2 separate regions of the Homo sapiens genome follow, and region 1 is linked to region 2. Evidence: read pairs that join two places in POLR2A ChIA-PET (ENCODE). Cell type or tissue: GM12878. All regions are shown on one strand. Links, peaks and the distances in the headings refer to the core of each region. The heading gives the core; the rest is flanking DNA. Region 1 has its middle 170 kb from the start of LINC02770. Region 2 has its middle 84 kb from the start of LINC02770.

Region 1 (5,399 bases), core at 267-5,266, 91 kb before region 2:
TATTCAGAGTCACACCTAAGATCTGCTGACCTGGAGCAGAAGCTGCTGGAGTCATAAACTGGTAGACATGGTAAAAACACATAAATGCTGATTTTAATAAACTGTTGGAAGCCAAGTGGGGATTAGTGTGAATGAGAAATTACTAAAGACCATATAATCTTGGGATGGGGTCGGGAGTGGGGCACACTTTTGTGTGTTTCACCTCTGAGAACCCAATCAAGTTCATACAGTAATATTCCAGAAAAAAAGTCCTCTCACCTTTGCCAGCAGGGGGAGGGTAAGGGTCTCTTGTGAAATATCCCAAGACCTTTTCATTATCACCCAGGGCTACTCTCCAAGGGAAGAGATTATTTTCCCCTTCTGGATCAGTTTTAGCTCCCTGTAGCCTTCCTGTGTAGATAGATAGGTAGACAGATGATAGATAGATAGATAGATAGATAGATAGATAGATAGATAGATAGATATTACATATATATAATATGTCATCAGTAGTCACAAAAGCTTCAAGGCAATAGACTAGGAATGCTTCCGCCAGGGAAAGGAAGAAAAGGAGTAGAAAGTGGAGTGGGGCGGAGAGTGTGTTATATTGCTGGAGAAAGACTTGTAAAGGTCCCAGCCCTGAGACATTTGTTGAGTAAAAGATTAGATTTAATTGTAAGATTACAGACTGCTCCCCTTTAATCTTCCAAACCTTGTCACCATACCAGCAGGTCTCCAGTATTATAACAGTGAATTATAACTGAAAAAGCTATAAGATACAGGCTTTCTCTGAAGTCTTAGGAAAGCACAAAGTAAACATAGGACACAAAACTCAAGGCTACAAGAGGAAATGTGAAGCCTCTGGCACCTATAGCTGAGCAAACAATAAACACAACCCAATTCCTAGCCAGTTTAACATATGCACCCATATTAAAGGCCTAGTTTCCTCAGTTTCCATTACTCAATAAAACATGTCCAGCTTTCTAACAAACAAGAAAAAAAAAAAAGAAAGGAAAATCTTCTAAGAAACTAAGCAATCATCAGAACCAGATCCATATATGAGAAAGATGTTGGAATTATCACAATGAGAATTAAAATATCCATAAGTAATACGTTAAGAACTCTGATGGAGAAAGTAGAACATGCAAGAGAGCAGATGGGAAATGTAAGCAGAGGGATAAAAATTCTAAGAAAGAATTACAGGGATACTAGAAATCAGAATCAGAATACTGTAACAAAAATGAAGTATAACTTCAGTAGGCTCATCAGTAGACTTGGCATGCCCAGGAAATCAGTGAACCTGAATATAGATCAATAGGATTTTCCACAATTATTATTCTAATAAAAACATTAAAGAAAAAAACAAAAGCAAAACATAGAATAAAACTTCAAGGAATTGTGAGATAAATGAGAACAAAACAGAAGAAATGTTTGATGTATTATAGTAATGGCAGGAAACTTTCCAAAATTATTGACACCATACAGCAGATCCAGGAAGCTCAGGCAACAATCAGCATAATGAATACAAGCAAAAGTTAAAACAAACAAATAAAAACATAAGCATTTTATATCAAGTTTCCAGAAAACTTAAGACAATATCTTGTAGAACAAAAATGCTTCATCTATAGAGGTACCAGAATAAAAATTACAGTAGACTTCTCATCAAAAATGATACAAACAGTATGAAAATGGAGGGAAAATGTGAAGTGTTGGAAAAGTAAAAATGCCAACATAGAACTCTATATGCAACAAAACTATCTTTCAAAAGTGAAAGAGAAATAAAGTCTTCTTCAATCAAACTATTGTGATAATTCCAACAAAAATTAATGGGATTCACTGTCAGCAAATCTTTTCTGAAATGTTAACAGAAAATCTTCCACTGAAGGAAAATTAATTAGAAACTTGAATCGACAGAAAGATGAATAAGCATCGGAGAACAAATAAAGTTAAAATATTTTTTTATTTTATTATTTTTAATGATAATCAACTATCACTGTTGATTAAACACCAGTGTAGCATTATTTTATAATGATCATTGTCTATAAAGTGTACTAAAGTAAAACTTTATTAATTCAATATTGTGCGATCATAGCAAGTGGATAATAACGTCTTTCCCAGACCAGAGTTTTTTTGTTTTTGTTTTTGAAGTGGCAGTTTTCTTTAGAAGCTGCCAAGTGTGTGTCCACATATGTTTCACACTTTCACTATATCACTTGTATAACAAATGTCAAATATTACTTCAAAGATTTTGCTATGGTTTCCTTGAAAAACAATTATGTCATATGTGCTTTCATATATTTATCAAACTCACCTAACCCAGATATCTGGTGTACAAGTTTTTCAGGACCTTACTAATTTCCTAGATCTTATTTTCCATATTACGGAATCTAACTTTCAATTCAAAATCTAACTTCAAAATAGAAAGAATCTATTACATTTCCAGTTCAAAGTCCATATAAGTTTGGGTCAGATTCCCACAACACATTATTTTGAGTCATCATTTAGTGCCTTTGCCCTAGTTCCCAAAACCTCAGGGCAGTACTGAGTCCTGCATGCTTATGAAGAATTGATTTGGTTTGTTCTCCCATTTATATCATTTGAATAGTAACCATAAAGTGGTCAGCAGTGAGATCTGTGTCATACTTTTCTAGAGCCTCTATATTGACATTGCTTAATCCCTAAATGAGCCAGTATGAGGAAATAAAGTGAGTGTGACACTGATATATTTTGCAATTCATATCATACCCATCAGAATCACTGCCTTGAGCTCCTATGCTTCAGTTCATTCCAAATCGTATCTTATATGGATCTGAGATATTGAAACAAAAGCTTCCTGGACACTAGCAGAAGGCATGAGACACTTGGGTCAGAGACAAAGGGGTTTATTAGTCACAGAATGACAAGCAGCATAAATTTCACATGCTGACTGACTCCCCTGATACTCCAAGCCTCATGGGAGCAACATAGAGTGGTCAGGGTGAATGTTATACACACGTGGGTCTGTGTCACAGATGAACATACCCAAGCTTAGGAAACCCCCATCTTTTATAATGGGCTGAAAGCTAACTTCTTAATGTTGCTCCAGGTGAACACATCATCTTTATTGTACTAGACAGTAAACAAACCTGTCCTTTACTTTACAGAAATCATTGAAAATATGTTAATATTCTGGGACAATGGTTGTTAGGGCTTCTGCTTGGAAGACATACAGAAATGTAAGAAACCAGTTGAGAACTATCTCCCAACAGCATACTATATGACAAAAGAAATGTGTTGAAATTCAGATAAACTACTTATCCGAGTATCCAGGTTTACAATAAGCTCAGTTGGGATCTCTTCTGATAAGACTGTATTGTTAAACCTCACATCCTTCAACTTTGCAATTGCTGACATATTCAAAACAAAGATTTTAACATTCACCAAATACCTCCCAGTAGGATGGCAGTTCTAGTGTCAGCCTTTCTCAGATTACCAGTAGATTTCTGAAAATAGACTGCGCTATCTACAAAACGATTGAATGATATAACAGATTTTGAAAATGTCCCTCAGCAGGGTTCCTTCAACTTTTCTATAGTGGAGGGATGTGGCACCGAGCATAAGATCATGAGCAAGGATATTTATACACTGTTAGACGTGTCCTCATACTGTATCTTTCACAACCATCACTGTTCATATTATCTATCCAGCTTCCTACTAGATTACCTATTATGTTTAAAATGGGCAGTTTCTCAGTTTTGCAATGTAGTCTCTCACTGCCATTCTACAAAATATAAAATACGTAAAAACCCCACAGGAAAATTCCCATCAGCCTATGTGGCATTTTTAGTCTAAAAAATCCCCATTAAATTAATACTTCAATAACTCAATCAATTGTTCAATATTTTTATCAAAGTTTTATTGGCATACCAATGCCACCCTATGTACAAATAATAGGTGATGGAGAGGCCAGGAGTACAACTGATCAATAACAGTAGCTTATTCAAGTGATCCTAAGATGTGGAGTCTTCCAGTGAGGGTCCTAAGCTTGAATTGTAAGTGTATAGACTTGCATAAAAGGGATGAAGAAATAAACAAACAAATACACAGAATGTAAGACATTGAGCAGAGGAAAGAAGAAATGAGACTAAAAAAATGTGTCTCCATAAGTCCAACTAGTATCTTTTTCTGTATATTTGCATAAGCTTCTCTAAATTACATATTTTGGTATATCTTCTGGAACTTTCTGAAAAAACATCTTTCTGAAGATTTATTTCTCCTAAAAGAAAGAAATTCTGAAGATTTTTTTCTATGACAGAATATATTAAATTATGCTAACTGATGCTACAGTTCTATAGGCCTTCATTGTTGACCTTTGCTTGGAGGACAGGCTGGGTGCTTTAGAAGAATGTCCGTAAAATTACAACACCAAATATGATTCAGATATGATGATGTAAACTAGATGGAATACAGGTAGACCCTAATAGGTAGATTCAAGGCCTGGTTTAAATGCTGTGTGAATTCTTGTGTGGAATTAGGCTACTCAGGATAGAGTCTGTTTAAATGACATATGGCATTTACAATATCTCATTGTAAATTATCCCACTGGCTAAATTTAAAGTAATATGTTAGAAATAGAAATGAATGTTAGAACCCATAAGTAGAGAAAAAATGAGACCAGCTACATACCTCAAGATTCTGAAAAAGGACAACTACAGAAATACTAGTAACCCAATGTAAAATGTGGGAGCAATTATAACTGTAATATGTCGATTTCATAATGCACATGTCAAGTAAATACAACGAGACATTGGGTTGTAGCAGAGAAAGAAGTTTAATTGTAGGACTACTAAATGAGGAGCTGGAAGGAAATCTCAACTCTGTCTCTCCAAGGAGTTTGGAGGTAGGGTTTTTCAGAGTTTTAGAATGACCCAAAGTATTGAGATTTCTGATTAATCAGAGTGCTGGGTAAAGTCATGGGACAAGGAGGTGAAGAAATTGAATTCTCCTACTGATTTTTTTTCTCTGTAGAGGTCTTTAACCTAGTTGGCATTAGCTGTTCTGCTGGAATTCAGGATCTGCTTAAGCAATTCTTAAACAAAGACCTATGATTCTAATGTCAGAGATTCTATTTATAGGAATAATGGGGATACAAATAGTATGTAGTTGATGCAGTTTGGATATTTGTCCCCACCCAAATATCGTGTTGAAATGTAATCCCCAGTGTGGAGGTCTACCCTGATGGGAGGTGTTTGGATCATGGTGGCGAATCCCTCATGAATGGCTTGGGCCATCCCCTTGGTGATAAGTGAGCTCTTGCTCTGAGTTCACAGATCTGGTCATTTAAGTTTGTGGTACCTTCCCCAACTCCCTTGCTTCTGCTCCTGCTATGTGAGATGCCTGCTCCCACTTCACCTTCCACCATGATTGCAAACTTCCTGAGG
Region 2 (5,399 bases), core at 286-5,285:
AATCCATGTAATTGGGTACTAGAATTATACATTAAGAAATAAAATGAGACTCTGTTGTGTCTTACTAAAAATAAAAGGGTACAAGTATCATATTTATTGTGTCATACTAGAAGTCCTATAATAATAAAACCTATCCTATAAAATAAAACCTTTGTTGTGGTTGGGAATTCACTATTTTCAAGAAAGATGTAAAGAGTCTTCATGATATCACCCCTAGTCCACAGAGAAATGTTCATGTCACATCTGATAATCTCCAATTTTGCAAAGGAGAGAACTGAATATCAGAGCTGTTAACTTGCCCTAAGACACAAAGTCATGCAGCTGATGTTACAACTATGTAATTTAATATGAATACATTTGTTTCCACTATGTCACACATGATAAAGGGGCACCTATGGGACTGAAAAAGTTTATTTTCTGCCACAATAATTGGGGTCTTTAGGTTAGTGTAGTCCATAGGTCTATCAGTGGAACCTGAAAGTGGAATTGCTATTTAAAGGTACTCTGACGGAAATGACTTGAAAAAAATTGGATCACTTTTTAAAAGCCACACAGCATTGGTTATTTGCTATATAGAGGATGCCACAGAATACTAAGAAAGGAGAAAGAGAGTTTTAAAATTCTGTGTTCCAGACATACAGAATTGTAGAGACACTGGGTTTTTCTCCACCCAGTATTTAACTGGGTCAGTCTCACAAGCACAACTTTTCTGATTAAGAAAAAAAAAGTTGTATAAATTAGGTATAATATTATAACTAAAATGTTAAAGAAGGGAGTTAAGAAGGATTATCATTAGTCAACTTGTGCATTTTAGCTCATTTAAAGTTCATTTAACCCTATCATAAATGGCTGAAGAAAGACTGGATTAGAGTAATATGTTTTGTTTTGTTTCTCAACTAACATCCCATACATTTATACAATAATCTAAAGTAATGCCAAATAAATTTATTTATTTTCTGCATATTTGTAAAAATTGATTTAAAAGGGTGCTAAAGTTTATATTTCATTTAAGTTATAGCATACATAAAATCACCTTTTATAGAAGGATCTAAATTGATTTTGGAATAAATTGTCATTTTTATTGATTACTTTTATTTAAATATATCTTTAAAAAGTAGATTGTAATTTAAATATCCTTTCAAAATTCAGGAATATTTTTCTTTTCACTCAGGAATCAAGATAAGGCATTTCCTGTGCATAAACTTGTGAATTTCCTTATAGAAAACGCATTAAAGAAAAGCTTGACCCTCTAATCAAGCAGGATGTTCTTGAATCAATCACATGTCCTGCTCAGCTTCATCAATTATTTCAACTTAATGCTTAAATGGTATTACAGGTGAATGTCAGATTTTTAGTGAATGTATTGCTTTCTGCATGTGACTATTAGCTCCCATTTTTTAATCTCTGGAGTATAAATTTGGAATTTACCAATTAATTGACTAAGACAGCAGAATTACAAGTGGTATTATTTTCTTTTTAGAAATATTGTATTTTTATAGATAAATTTATTTTTATAAAGAACCATAAAGATACTCAGGATGGTCTCTACACATTCATTTTCTGAGTACCATTTTATGAGACCCCCCTGCATGGAGAGGGAGCAAGACACAAACAAGGGATCCACTTCAAAGGCTGTGGGCTCTTCTCAGATGATGTGCCAGGGGAGATGTGATGGTAGCTTTCACTAGTGTGACAGCACTGGGGGTTCTAAGAAGTGGTTAGTTTTAGGTATATTTTATGTATAAGTGGTGCCAACAGGACTGGCTAGTGAACTGAATATAGGGTGTGAGAAAATAAAAAGAATGAAGAATGTATTATGCTTCTGTATGCATTAACTTACTATATCTGTTAGAATAATTGAAATTGATAGGTTTGCTTTTCCCAAGAATGTAGATCAAAGGAATCAGTACCAGGGGAGATGGCACTAAACACATACAAAAATATTGTTGCAATCTATAGATTGATTTAATTGCTTTACATACATTATCATGTTTAATCTTCAGGCCATCCTATAAGGTAGAAAATTTTATTATTCTTGTTTAAGATTAGAAAAATGAGGAACAGGACAGTTAGTAGCTTGCACAAGGTTTCTGTACAAGTGGCAGAAATTAAAACCAGACACTCTGTCTCCAAATCCAGGCTCTTAACCACTAGTTGGTAATGTTTCCCAAATATGTCTTACTTATAGCGGTATTTGTCAATCAGAGAGAAGAGAAATTATTATAAATTTAATCCTAAGGTAGCATTTCTAAAGTCAGATCAAAATAATAAATTAAACAAATTGAATTAAAATAGTATAAAATTACGGGACATTTATGATTCATTTAAAACTCAATATTCTCTCTAATATTCATAGACTATTACTTTTGGAGAGGAAACATAAAAATTTGACAGAGGCTTTTTAATTTTTACTTCTAGCCTATGTTTAGCTTTGGTGAAATGCATTGCTATTTGAATGTTCATTTTTCTATGTGCCAAAATTTCTATGTATGTTTTATTTATTTACATTTATTTAATAAAGTTCCATCTTATTGTTAAAATCTACTCTATTTTCATCTATCTCAAAAACTTACCATCTTTTTTCCCCTCATTTTGTTACTGTATAATAAAAAAGCTATATTTGCGATTCAGAAGAAAAGTATGAGAGATGATCTACAGGTGATGCCAAGAAGACTGTAAAAGCATTGATAACGAGCCTCCCTTTTAGGGGCTGTGACTGCATAATACAATGGGTCAAACAGCCAGTACAATTTTAATTATTAATATTAAATAATATATTATTTATAGTAATATTAATATTAAATAATATATTATTTATAGTAATATTAATATTAAATAATATATTATTTATAGTAATATTAATATTAAATATTTAATTAGTATTAATTAAATATTAATTAGTATTAATATTAAATAAATATAAATAATATTTATAATATTAAATAAGTTGAGTTGCGTGTGCCCATAAACTGGTGTGCCTTAGGAAAATTTGACTCACACATTTACTTCTAAACAAGGTCATAGCTTTCAATTTTAGGGTTATAAAATCTAATCTTTCTCACAAGTTCACAACTTGAGTACCCTAAATTGGATTCAATCTACCTAAATTTAAATCAAATCACCTTCAGCTAATCATCATCTGTGTCATGTTTAGCAGGATAACCTTCTTAAGCTACAATTATCTATTAAATTCTGAAAAAAATAAAAAACAGTACCTACCTCATATGGTTATAAGGTTTTAATGAGACAGTAGTTATTCTACAAGATTATTCATTTACACGATAATGGTTGTCTTTATTCTTTTACTACAGATCTGTTAATATTGCTGCTTGTTTGTAATTGTTAGTATAATCAATCTAATTACATATAATTCCCAGATCAATTTTAATAATGAGGAATAGTAATGAAAGTGTACCTCTGTATTTTTCCTTGACTTTAATAATTTTTAAATTATTTCATCATGGAGTAATTATTATATCATATTATATACGGAACTTTCCAACTATATCTAAGAAAGTTTCAGCCTACAATGAAAGTTGCATTTAGCCAAAGACTACGTTAATATCTAAAGATTATATTATATTTTTGTCCTTGACCTATTAATATGGTGAACTATATTAATACATTTCTGAAGTTTAAAGCATTCATAGACATAATTCACTTGTGTGTGTTGGGCCTTTCTTTTTAGCGCTGCTAGATTTGATTTGGTGATACCGAGTTGGAGTAGGGAGTGGAGAAATGAATGAGTTACAGTTGAAGACTGAGAGACAGGCTGAGACTACATCAAATAGTAACTTGATTTTAGGAATTTAATATCTATTTAGAAGGAATTTTGCATGGAATTTATATTTTAAGTGTGTACATTTTTAGAACATCTATTTTCTTTGATACATTATCCTCTCTCTTCTTTTTGGCCTAATGAACTTGCTTAGTTGACTGAGATAAGCAATTAGAAAATTTCATAATGACCCCATTCTAAATCTAAGACCTCTCTACCCTGTACTCTGCCTTCTTCAACTAAAAATTAATAAAAATTCTCTGCTACTGTCTAAGGAAAATAGGGTTCTCAAGAGAAACATATTTTATTACCTGTTTCTTCAGGGAATTTGTTATTGCAATCAAATTCTTCATCCCTCGCACCTCACATCAACTTTTTTTTTTCTAACTTTCTACTGAAAGATTTCCAGATGGCCTATACTCCAAATAAACCACTCTTTAAACCACAATTCTCCCAATATTGTGAGATCCAAAGGCTATCAGTTTTGATTCATTGAAATCTCAGCACCATTCAAAACAATTTATATCCTTTTATTTCTTGAACAAATTCATTTACTTGGCTTCCAGAAAACCATGTTTTTCTCCCTGCCAAACTTGTTCCTTTTCTAACTTTATATTCTCTCTTTACTCTCTGTTTGGCCCCTAAATGTAGCATTCTAGAGCTCAGTCCTTGGAAGTGTTCTCTTCTCCCTTGGTCTCAGGACTTTAAACACTACCCACGAGCTAATGCTGAGATTTTCCACTGAAGCTTCAGATTCATGATGCTAACTGCCGCCTTAGCATGTCTGCATGGATGTCTAATATGTATCATAAAATATGTATCATAAACACAGCATGCCCAAAATCCAACTCTTGATTTCTACTGCTGTGCCCCAAGCAAACTAGCTCCTTATCCAGTCTAACCAACCCAGTGAAGGGCAAAACTATTCAGGCTTAAAACCCAAGGGACATTCTTGGCTGCTTTTCACAACCCAAGGGACATTCTTGGCTGCTTTTCACATCTCACATTCAGTTCATTATTCAGTGTTGTTGATACCATTTACACTTAAAATCTAAAACTAATCACATCCCACTATCCCTCGCACCACCCTGGCATCACTGAGCCACTGAAGCACTGTACTTCCTGTCAAGTGAAAAAAATAAATCAACTTGTATTAAGCCAATATCCCTGTGCTACCCTAGTCAAAGATACCACTGTCTGTCTTCTGGAACACTGCCATGCCTCTAAGTGGACCCTTTGATTTTACTTTTTTTTTTTTTTTTTTTTTGAGACAGAGTCTTGCTCTGTCGCCCAGGCTGGAGTGCAGTGGCACTATCTCGGCTCACTGCAAGTTCCGCCTCCCGGGTTCACGCCATTCTCCTGCTTCAGCCTCCCGAGTAGCTGGGACTACAGGTGCCTGCCACCATGCCTGGCTAATTTTTTTGTATTTTTAGTAGAAACGCGGTTTCACCATGTTAGCCAGGATGGTCTCGATCTCCTCACCTCATGATCCGCCCGCCTTGGCCTCCCAAAGTGCTAGGAGCAGAGAGCTCTCTATTTGGTACTAACAATGTGTAATACTACAAATTCATTTATTTTACATCTCTGTTCCCCTCAATGCTTAATTTTTTATTTTTATTTT

Evidence for each region. ChIA-PET counts read pairs that join two places held together with the same protein. Peaks named below come from ENCODE experiments on the same cell type or tissue, not always from the same donor. Only the 100,000 strongest peaks of a DNase experiment are listed, where the experiment ranks them.
Region 1: POLR2A ChIA-PET joins it to region 2 with 6 read pairs; 2 of 35 experiments call an interaction of 5 or more read pairs at or near these places.

Annotation. Positions count from the first base shown.
Region 1 is chr1:191,555,640-191,561,038 of GRCh38, forward strand. No RefSeq gene overlaps it. Among named protein-coding and RNA genes, the nearest start is that of LINC02770, 170 kb to the right of the region's middle. In GM12878, for the core only: no CTCF peak of the experiment used is centred there; a DNase peak (open chromatin) is centred at 2,940.
Region 2 is chr1:191,646,259-191,651,657 of GRCh38, forward strand. No RefSeq gene overlaps it. Among named protein-coding and RNA genes, the nearest start is that of LINC02770, 84 kb to the right of the region's middle. In GM12878, for the core only: no CTCF peak of the experiment used is centred there; no DNase peak of the experiment used is centred there.